Linked DNA regions of Homo sapiens: region 2 is linked to region 1. A link is an interaction called in ENCODE POLR2A ChIA-PET data of the cell type or tissue named here. Cell type or tissue: HepG2. All regions are shown on one strand. Region 1 overlaps MYO15B (myosin XVB). Region 2 has its middle 6.4 kb from the start of ITGB4.

The links. ChIA-PET counts read pairs that join two places held together with the same protein. Peaks named below come from ENCODE experiments on the same cell type or tissue, not always from the same donor. Only the 100,000 strongest peaks of a DNase experiment are listed, where the experiment ranks them.
Region 2: POLR2A ChIA-PET joins it to region 1 with 10 read pairs; 3 of 35 experiments call an interaction of 5 or more read pairs at or near these places.

Annotation. Positions count from the first base shown.
Region 1 is chr17:75,608,026-75,613,025 of GRCh38, reverse strand. It overlaps MYO15B (myosin XVB), which reads right to left. Exons shown (of 64, transcript NM_001395058.1): 22 at 2,767-2,860; 23 at 2,067-2,126; 24 at 1,368-1,425; 25 at 1,010-1,140; 26 at 133-228; 27 at 1-52. Among named protein-coding and RNA genes, the nearest start is that of MYO15B, 23 kb to the right of the region's middle. In HepG2, no CTCF peak of the experiment used is centred here; a DNase peak (open chromatin) is centred at 2,415; H3K4me3 peaks cover 785 bases.
Region 2 is chr17:75,712,519-75,717,518 of GRCh38, reverse strand. No RefSeq gene overlaps it. Among named protein-coding and RNA genes, the nearest start is that of ITGB4, 6.4 kb to the left of the region's middle. In HepG2, no CTCF peak of the experiment used is centred here; no DNase peak of the experiment used is centred here; H3K27me3 peaks cover 747 bases.

The sequences.
Region 1 (5,000 bases):
TGATCTGCCTCTGCCAGGACTCCAGGGATCCGTCCCCCAGGAGCCGCAGCATCTGCCGACACAGCCGGGTAAGGACAGGACGTGCGGGGCTCCCAGGCGCCTATCCTGTCCCTTCTCCAATGTGTCACTCACCACTTTGTTGATGTCCAGGGCACGCTGAGGGTTGTCTCCATCCAGCTGGGTTAGGGGCTTCGCCAGTGGCTGCCCTGGCCTGGGCAGGGACGGTTCCTGCAAGGAAGGAGAGGGCTCAGTCCATGCTCACCAGCTATCAGACAGCCCAGGGGAGCCCCACCGGAGCAGGCACCTCGGGAGAGGCAGAGGGGCTGGACAGAAATGCATCTTAATGCCTTTTTTTTTTTTTTGAGGCAGAGTCTTGTCTGTCGCCCAGGCTGGAGTGCAGTGGCACAATCTCAGCTCACTGCAGCCTCCACCTCCCAGGTTCAAGTGATTCTCCTGTCTCAGCCTCCTGAGTAGCTGGGACTACAGGCGCATGTCTGGCTAATTTTTGTATTTTTAGTAGAGACGGGGTTTCACCATGTTGGCCAGGCCGGTCTCAAACTCCTGACCTCAGGTGATCCACCCACCTCGGCCTCCCAAAAGTGCTGGGATTACAAGCATGAGCCACCATGTCCAACCTGTATGTGCAGTTTTGAACCTGCATTTGTATTTACTGCTGAAGTCTGGACAATTTCCCTTGTCAATAAACATTCTTTAAGGTCATGACTTCAAAAGCAGGGCACTACCGCAGGTACAACAAAGGTGTGGCATCGTGGATCTAAATAACGTCTCCCATTCAATAACACCAACTGTTATCTCCAGTAACGCTCTATGGTGAGACAATTACATTCAACGGTTATTTTCAGAGCAATTCAGCGCTACTCACAGCCCCAAAGGCTGGGGAGGAAGGAGGGCAAGAGCTGACAGCGGGGAAAAAAACGCAGCATCTGTCAGGCAGGTGCTAACTCAGAGCGGTGAGGCCAGCGGGAAGAGCTTAGGCCTGGGCGCCCACCTGAAAGCCGATGGCGACGAAGCTGGAGAAAGGGAACAGGTCAATGTCTGCTGGGAGAGTCAGGCTGGGCCGGGCAGGAACCTCAGGCGGCAGGCACTCGGTGATGCTCCCAGCCAGGGCGTCCCGATGGCCTGGGAACAAGCACCGGGAGGCAGCCCAGGAGCATCCAGGTGTGGTACCTGGCCCTGGGACCACCTCCATCCCTCACCACGAGCCATCAGCCCCTGTCCACAGGGACCCAAGTGATGAGCTCAGGGGAGTCTGGAGCATCAGAGGGAGGAACCACAAGGGACAGACACACCCCACAGTAAAGGGACTGGAGAAGGAGTCCTAACAAGAGGACACCAACAAGACTCACTTTCCGCCGTCTTCAGCATGACGGCCAGCTCAGCCGGGATCTCCAAGCGCCCCAGCTCCTGGCAGAGGGGACTCATTTACCCAGGATCCACAGGAGGGGCCTAGGGACCAGTGTCCCTCCCCACACCCTCAACCCCAAGATTATAAACATCCCTTCCAAAGACCACGGATTTTTTTTTTTTTTTTTTTTTGAGGCAGGGTCTCACTCTGTCACCCAGGCTAGAGTGCAGTGGTACCATCATGGCTCACTGCAGCCTTGACTTCTGAGGCTCTAGCTCAAGCGATCCTCCCACCTCAAACCTCCTGAGTAGCTGAGACTATAGGCATGTGCTACTGTGTCCAGCTAATTTTTATTGTTTTTGTAGAGATGGGGTCTTGTCATGTTGCCCAGGCTGGTCTCAAATTCCTGGGCTCAAGCAATCCTCACACCTCGACCTCAAAGTGCTGGGATTACAGGTGTGTGCCACCACACCCAGCCAAAGACCAAGGATTCTGACCCTGGACACTCGAACAAACAGAGCCCCAAAGACCCTCTGAGGGAAACCAAGAGCCAAGAGCACCCCGGTCCTCTTCTCAGGAGGTGCAATGCATGGCCCTGAGGGACAAGACCCACGGTAGCACCCTGGCAGCCCTCTAAGCTGTCCCAGTCTCAGCAGGTTCATAGCCCCATGTAAAACCCCCCACTTTCCAGGCCACCTACCATGCTTGGCACTCTCTCCAAGGCCCTTTCGCTGCTATGCCAGCCCTGCCAACGCCCAAGCTGTTGGAAGAGATGTGGGAAGAGCTGATGCCTCCCATGTGAGTCACCTGGGGGCACCTCCCCAGCTCTGAAGTTCAGCTGTCCCCTCCTGCCCCTGGGAGGTTCTCAGCAAAGGAGTGAGAACAGATCAGGAGGGGCCAGCCACCCCTGGCCCTCCAGGGCCCTCACCAGCCTTAGCACTGTGGGCGTCTGTGCCCATCTGCCAGGGCACCGGGAAGAGGGCAGGAAGAAGGGAAGAAATGGTCCCAGGGGACAAAGTCCAGCCAGGGAGGGGCCAGAGAGGGGGTAGCACGTGGGCATTGACCTTTGAGTCGCTTTATAGACCTTAGATTTGAGTCATCATGCAAAAGAGGGGAGCGGACGGGGCCCAGGGGAGGCCTGGAGGGGATGGGAACCCCAGGCAAGAGGGAAGAGCCAGGCCCTGGGGAGAGTAGGCAGGGATGGAGGAAGACAGCACCTCCCAAGGGCCCCGGCCTACCCCGGCCGGAGGGAAAAGGGATGAGTTCAAGGAGCACTGTGTCTGAAGCCACAGCCCGTGCGAGGCCGGGCTGAGAGGGTCAACGCTGCTGGGATTTGGCCAGCTCGGCCAGCTCAGGCAGCCTGGCTTCTACCCTGAACCGCCCCACCCAAGCCCCTGCACCTGCAGTCTCTGCCGCCTCTGGAGCAGGGGCTGGGCCACCAGCAGGATGGTGTTCAGCTGTCCCAAAGCTGCCCGCCGCCGGAGGTACCGCTTCCTGGAGGCCGGGAAAGAGCGGGGGCGAAATGAAGAGTCCAAACTTATGCTTCCTGCCTGGCACTGGAATCCCTTAAGCCTGACATTCATGTAAAAACTGACTTTGGACCAGAGAAGCCCTGGATGCTTCACAGAAACGACAGGAAAAGAATAGGATACTTCAAAAGAAAAGCAAGGGTCGGGTGCGGTGGCTGATGCCTGTAATCCCAGCACTTTGGGAGGCCAAGGCGGGTGGATCACTTGAGGTCAGGAGTTCAAGACCAGCCTGGCCAACATGGTGAAACCCCGTCTACTAAAAATACAAAAATTACAGCACACCTGTAATCCCAGCTCCTCAGGAGGCTGAGGCACCAGAATCACTTGAACCTGGGAGGTGGAGATTCAAGTGAGCCGAGATCGCGCCATTGCACTCCAGCCTGGGTGACAGACCAAGACTCCATCAGGAAGGGAGGGAGGGAGGGAGGGAGGGAGGAAGGAAGGAAGGGAAGGAAGGAAAGAAAGAGAGAGAGGAGGAGGGAGGAGGGAGAGAGGGAGGAAGGGAGGAAGGAGAACGAGTAAATTGAGAGACTGTTTAGCCTGAGGGATTAAGATCTGACTCTCTGACCCTGGGCCTAGAATACCTGGGTTCAGATCAGTTCCCCATATGCACACTGACCAAAAAAAAAAAAAAAAAAAAAAAAATCATTTCCCTTAGCTTGGTACGGTAGCTCATGCCTGTAATCCCAGCACTCTAAGAGGCTGAGGAAGGAGAATTGCTTGAGACCAGGAGTTCAAGACCAGCCTGGGCAACATAGCAAGACCTCATCTCTACAAAAAAGATTTTTTAAATTAGCCAGGCATGACGGCGTGTCCTTGTAGTCCTAGCTACTTGGGAGGCTGAGGTAGGAGCTATGACTGGGTCACTGCTCTTTAGCCTGGGTGACAAAGTCAGACCCTATCTTGCAAAAAAAAAAAAAAGAGCAGCAGAACTTATTAAAAAGTAACACCACTGGTCGGGTGCAATGGCTCATACCCGTATGACACCTGTAATCCCTGTACCTTGGGAGGCTCAAGTGGGAGGATCACTAGAGACCAGGAGCTTGAGACCAGCCTGGCCAACACGGTGAATCCCCGTCTCTACTAAAAATACAAAAAAGGCCAGGCGTGGTGGCTCACGCCTATAATCCCAGCACTTTGGGAGACCGAGGCGGGCAGATCACGAGGTCAGGAGTTCAAGACCAGCCTGGCCAACATAGTGAAACTCTGTCTCTACTAAAAATACAAAAATTAGCTGAGCATGGTGGCAGGTGCCTGTAGTCCCAGCTACTTCATAGGCTGAGGCAGGAGAATCGCTTGAACCCAGGAGGCGGAGGTTGTATTGAGCTGAGACCAAGCCATTGCACTCCAGCCTGGGCAACAGAGCGAGACTCCATCTCAAAAGAAAAACAACAACAACAACAAAATTAGCCGGGCTTGGTGGCCTATGCCCGTAATCCCAGCTACTCCAGAGGCTGAGGCACGAAATCACTTGAAACCAGTAGCTGGAGGTTGCAGTGAGCTGAGATCATGCTGCTGCTGGAGTGCAATGGCGCGATCTCGGCTCACTTGAATCTCCGCCTCCCAGGTTCAAGTGATTCTCGTGCCTCAGCCTCCTGAGGAGCTGGGATTACAGGTGTGACCCAGCTGCACTCCAACTTGGATGATATAGCAAGACTCTGTCTCAAAAAAATTTTTTTAATAAAAAATAATAATTATAAAAAATAAAGGCCGGGTGCAGTGGCTCATGCCTGTAATCCCAGTACTTTGGGAGGCTGATCACCTGAGGTGGATCACCTGAGGTCAGGAGTTCGAGACCAGCCTGGCCAACATAGTAAAACCCCATCTCCACTAAAAACACAAAAATTAACTGGGCATGGTGGCAGGTGCCTGTAATCCCAGCTACTCGGGAGGCTGAGGCAGGAGAATGGCTTGAATCCAGGGGGCAGAGGTTGCAGTGAGCTGAGATGGCGCCACTGCACTCCAGCCTGGGTGACAGAGCGAGATTCTGTCTCAAAAATTAATTAATTAATTAAAAACTAAAAACGGGCAGAGGAGAAACAGACATTTCTCCAAAGGAGTGGCACTAATGTCTGAGATGCTCAACGTCATTAGTCCTAGAGAAA
Region 2 (5,000 bases), 100 kb before region 1:
ATTTATATATTTGTTAAACATTTGTATATTTTTAAATTTGAAGTTGCACTTATCCTGCCATTTCATCCTAAACACTCCAGCATGTATCTCTCAAGAACAGTCCCCCACGTAACCTCAATACCCCCCTTTATTTTTTTGAGACAGAATTTTGCTCTTGTTGCCCAGGCTGGAGTACAATGGTGCAATCTCGGCTCACTGCAGCCTCTGTCTTCTGGGTTCAAGCAATTCTACCTCAGCCTCCCGAGTAGCTGGGACTACAGGTGCATGCCACCACGCCCAGCTAAATTTTTGTATTTTTTGTAGAGACGGGGTTTCGCCGTGTTGGCCAGGCTGGTCTTGAACTCCTGACCTCAGGTGATCTGCCCGCCTTGGCCTCCCAAAATGCTGGGATTACAGGTGTGAGCCACTGAGCCCGGCCCCTTTTCACACCTAAGGAAATAATGTCTCCATTAAATGATGTGTGATTCAGTCCATATTCAAATTTTCTTAGTTGACTCCAAAATGTCTATTATAAAGGTTTCCTTTTGAATTTGAGTCCAATCCATGCCACCTATTGCATTTGATTGTTTTGTCTCTTTGTCATTCTAAAATAGAACCCTCACCATCCCATCCCCTGCCCTACATTACTTTTTTTTTTTTTTTGAGACAGAGTCTCGCTCTGTCGCCCAAGCTGTAGTGCAGTGGCACGATCTCAGCTCACTGCAAGCTCCGCCTCCCAGGTTCACCCCATTCTCCTGCCTCAGCCTCCGGAGTAGCTGGGACTACAGGCACCCGCCACCACCCCTGGCAAATTTTTTTTTTTTTTGTATTTTTAGTAGAGATGGGGTTTCACCATGTTAGCCAGGATGGTCTCGATCTCCTGACCTCGTGATCCGCCTGCCTCGTCCTCCCAAAGTGCTGGGATTACAGGCATGAGCCACCGCGCCCAGCCCACGTTCACTTTTTTTTTAGCCAGTCTCACTCTGTTACCCAGGCTGGAGCGCAGTGGCGAGATCTTGGCTCACTGCAACCTCTGCCTCCTGGGCTCAAGTGATTCTCCTGCCTCAGTCCCCCGAGTAGCTGGGACCACAGGTGTGTGCCACTGCACCCAGCTAATTTTTAGTATTTTCTTTTTGGTAGAGACAGGGGTTTCGCCATATTGGCCAGGTGGGTCTTGAACTCCTGGCCTCAAGTGATCCACCCACCTCGGCCTCCCAAAGTGCTGGGATTAAAAGCATGAGCCACTGTGCCCGGCCCCCACGTTGACCTTTTAAGGAGTTGGGCCAGCTGTCCTGCAGAATGCTCCCCTTTCTTGACTTGTCTTCCTCATGGGAAGCTTCCTTCTGGAATGCTTCCTCATGGTGTCGCTGGGCCTTTCTTTCAGCCCCTTGTAAACTGAGGTATAGGGCTAAAGGTCAGATTAGAGTTAAGTTAAATATTTTTGGCAAGGATGGTCACAGGTGGTGCTGTGTGGTTTGCAGGTGGCAATTGATGCCAGGTGCCTAGTAGTGATGCTTAAGCCAATCACTTGGTTAAGGAAGTGACTGCCATCTCTCCCAACGTAAAAATACCAATTTTCACTTTGTGATTAAGAAGTAATCTACCTGTAGCCGGGTGCGGTGGCTCATGCCTGTAATCCTAGCACTTTGGGAGGCTGAGGTGGGTGGAACATGAGGTCAGGAGATCGAGACCATCCTGGCTAACATGGTGAAACCCCGTCTCTACTAAAAATACAAAAAATTAGCCGGGCGTGGTGGCGGGCGCCTGTAGTCCCAGCTACTCAGGAGGCTGAGGCAGGAGAATGGCGTGAACCCGGGAGGTGGAGCTTGCAGTGAACCGAGATCGCGCCACTGCACACCAACATGGGCGACAGAGCGAGACACTGTCTCAAAAAAAACAAAAAAAAGTAATCTACCTGTAATCCCAGCACTTTGGGAGGCCGAGGTGAGCAGATCACGAGGTCAGGAGATCAAGACCATCCTGGCTAACACAGTGAAACCCCGTCTCTACTAAAAATACAAAAAATAAGCCAGGTGTGGTGGCGGGCACCTGTAGTCCCAGCTACTCCGGAGGCTGAGGCAGGAGAATGGTGTGAACCTGGGAGGCGGGGCTTGCAGTGAGCTGAGATCGCGACACTGCACTCCAGCCTGGGCGACAGAGCGAGACTCCATCTCAAAAATAAAATAAAATAAAAAAAGAAGTAATGTACCTGTAATCCAAGCACTTTGGGAAGCTGAGGCTAGAGGATCGCTTGAGGACAGCAGTGCAAAGCTAGTCTGGGCAGCACAGGGAGGCCCCGGCTCTGCAAAAAATAAAAATAAAATTGGCTGGGTGTGGTGCCGTGCACCTGTGAGGTAAGGCAAAAGGATCCCTTGAGCCCAGGAGTTCGAGGCTGCAGTGAGCTATCAAGCCACGGCACTCTAGCCTGGCAGACAGAGTGATATCTTGTCTCTCTAAAAGAAAAAAAAATTAAATTAAACAATAAGCCGGGCACGGTGGCTCACGTCTGTAATCCCAGCACTTTGGGAGGCCAAGACAGGTGGATCACTTGAAGCCAGGAGTTCAAGACAATCCTGGTCAACATGAGGAAATCTCGTCTCTACTAAAAAAAAAAAAAGTCTCGGCGTTGTGGCTCATGACTATAATCCCAGCACTTTGGGAGGCCAAGACGGGCGGATCATGAGGTCAGGAGTTTGAGACCAGCCTGGCCAACATAGTGAAACCCCGTCTCTACTAAAAATACAAAAATTAGCCAGGCATGGCGGCATGTGCCTGTAGTCCCAGCTACTCGGGAGGCTGAGGCAGAAGAACTGCTTGAACCCGGCAGGTGGAGGTCGTGGTGAGCAAAGATCACACCACTACACTACAGCCCGGGCAACAGAGAAAGGCTCCATCTCAGAAAAAAAAAAAAAAAAAAAAAAAAAAAAGATCTGGGTGTGGTGGCGCGTACCTGTAATCCCAGTTACTTGGGAAGCTGAGGCATGAGAATTGCTTGAACCCAGGAGGCAGAGGTTGCAGTGAGCCAAGATCGCACCACTGCACTCCATCCTGGGCGACAGAGCAAGGCTCTGTCTCAAAAAAAAATTAATTAAACAATAAAAAGAAAAAAAAGGAGGTTATCTAGGGGAGGAGGATGATGCTTTGTCTCCCTGTCCGTTTCCCAACAAGCTTTCACTGAATCGTTTTAGCACTCATTGGTGACCCTGGCTTGAATCAATTAGACTGTCCCCAACCTAGATGGTTTGATTTAGAATTTTTTAACTTTAAGATGGGGTTTATTGGGATGTAACATTATCATAAGTTGAGCATTTGGACTTACAATGATTTGACTTAAGATTTTTTTTACTTTACTATGGATTTATCAGGGTATTAAATGCATCTTCCACTTACATTTTTGACCTACAATGGGTTTATCTGGACATAACCCTATTATAAGTCTAAGGGCACCTGTATCATTTTTGGGGCTGAAAAATTGCAATTTTCTGTTTCTACCTTCCTTTCTACATTTTAATTTTTTAAATATTTATTTATTTATTTATTTATTTATTTGAGATGGAGTCTTGTTCTGTCGCCCAGGCTGGAGTGCAGTGGCACAATCTCAGCTCATTGCAAGCTCCGCCTCCCGGGTTCATGCCATTCTCCTGCTTCAGCCTCCCGAGTAACTGGGACTACAGGCACGTGCCGCCACGCCCGGCTAATTTTTTGTATTTTAGTAGAGACGGGGTTTCATCGTACTAACCAGGACGGTCTCGATCTCCTGATCTCGTGATCTGCCCACCTTGGCCTCCCAAAATGCTGGGATTACAGGCGTGAGCCACTGTGCCCAGCCCTATTTTTTAAATTTTAAATTTTTTATTTTTTATTTTTATTTTTTTTTGAGACAGAGTCTCGCTCTGTTGCCCAGGCTGGAGTGCAGTGGCGTGATCTCAGCTCATTGCAAACTCCACCTCTTGGGTTCAAGTGATTCTCCTGCCTCAGCCCCCCGAGTACCTGGGAGTACAGGTGCATGCCACCACACCTGGCTAAATTTTTTTTTTTTTTTTAGTAGAGTCGGTGTTTCGACATTTGGCCAGGCTGGTCTTGAGCTCCTGATCTCAGGTGATCTTCCCATCTCAGCCTCCCAAAGTGCTGGGATTACAGGTGTGAGCCATTGTGCCCAGCTCCTTTCTACATTTAATAAGTGTCTTTCTGATTAAAAAAAAAATAGAGCTTCCTTTAATCAACTGGGAATGAACTATGTTCCCCTAAAAATGCAGGGTAAATGCTTTTTTAAATAAAGTTTTGAGTTATAGAAACTTTAAAAAATTACTATTACACAGCAACCCAAAATATTTTTTTTTAAAAAAGATGGGCCGGGTATGGTGGCTCATGCCTATAATCCCAGCACTTTGGGGGGCCGAGACAGGTGGATCACGAGATCAGGAGATGGAGATCATCCTGGCTAACACGGTGAAACCCCGTCTCTACAAAAAACACAAAAAAAAATTAGCTAGGAGTGGTGGCAGGTGCCTGAAGTCCCAGTTACTCGGGAGGCTGAGGCAGGAGAATGGCGTGAACCCAGAAGGCTGAGCTTGCAGTGAGCGGAGATCGCGCCACTGTACTCCAGCCCAGGCGACAGAGCGAGACTCCGTCTTAAAATAAATAAATAAATAAAATAAAATATAAAAAGATCCTGAAAACACGTTAAAGTTCACCATCTTTACCATTTTTTAAGTGTACAGTTCAATATATCTATTGTTGTGTAACAGATCACCAGAACTTTTCATGTGGCAAAACTAAAATCCTGTACCCATTAAGCAACTCTCCATTTCACCCTTCTGCATGCCCAGTTCCTAGCAACCACCATTCTACTTCCTGTCTGTTATGAATTTGTCTACACTGGATGTCTCATATAAATGGAATTATTCAGTATTTCTTATTGTGACTGGCTTATTGCACTTAGCATAACGTCCTTGAGGTTCATTCATGTGTTGAATGTGACAGGATTTCCTTCCTTTTTAAGGCTGAATATTTAAGTATGC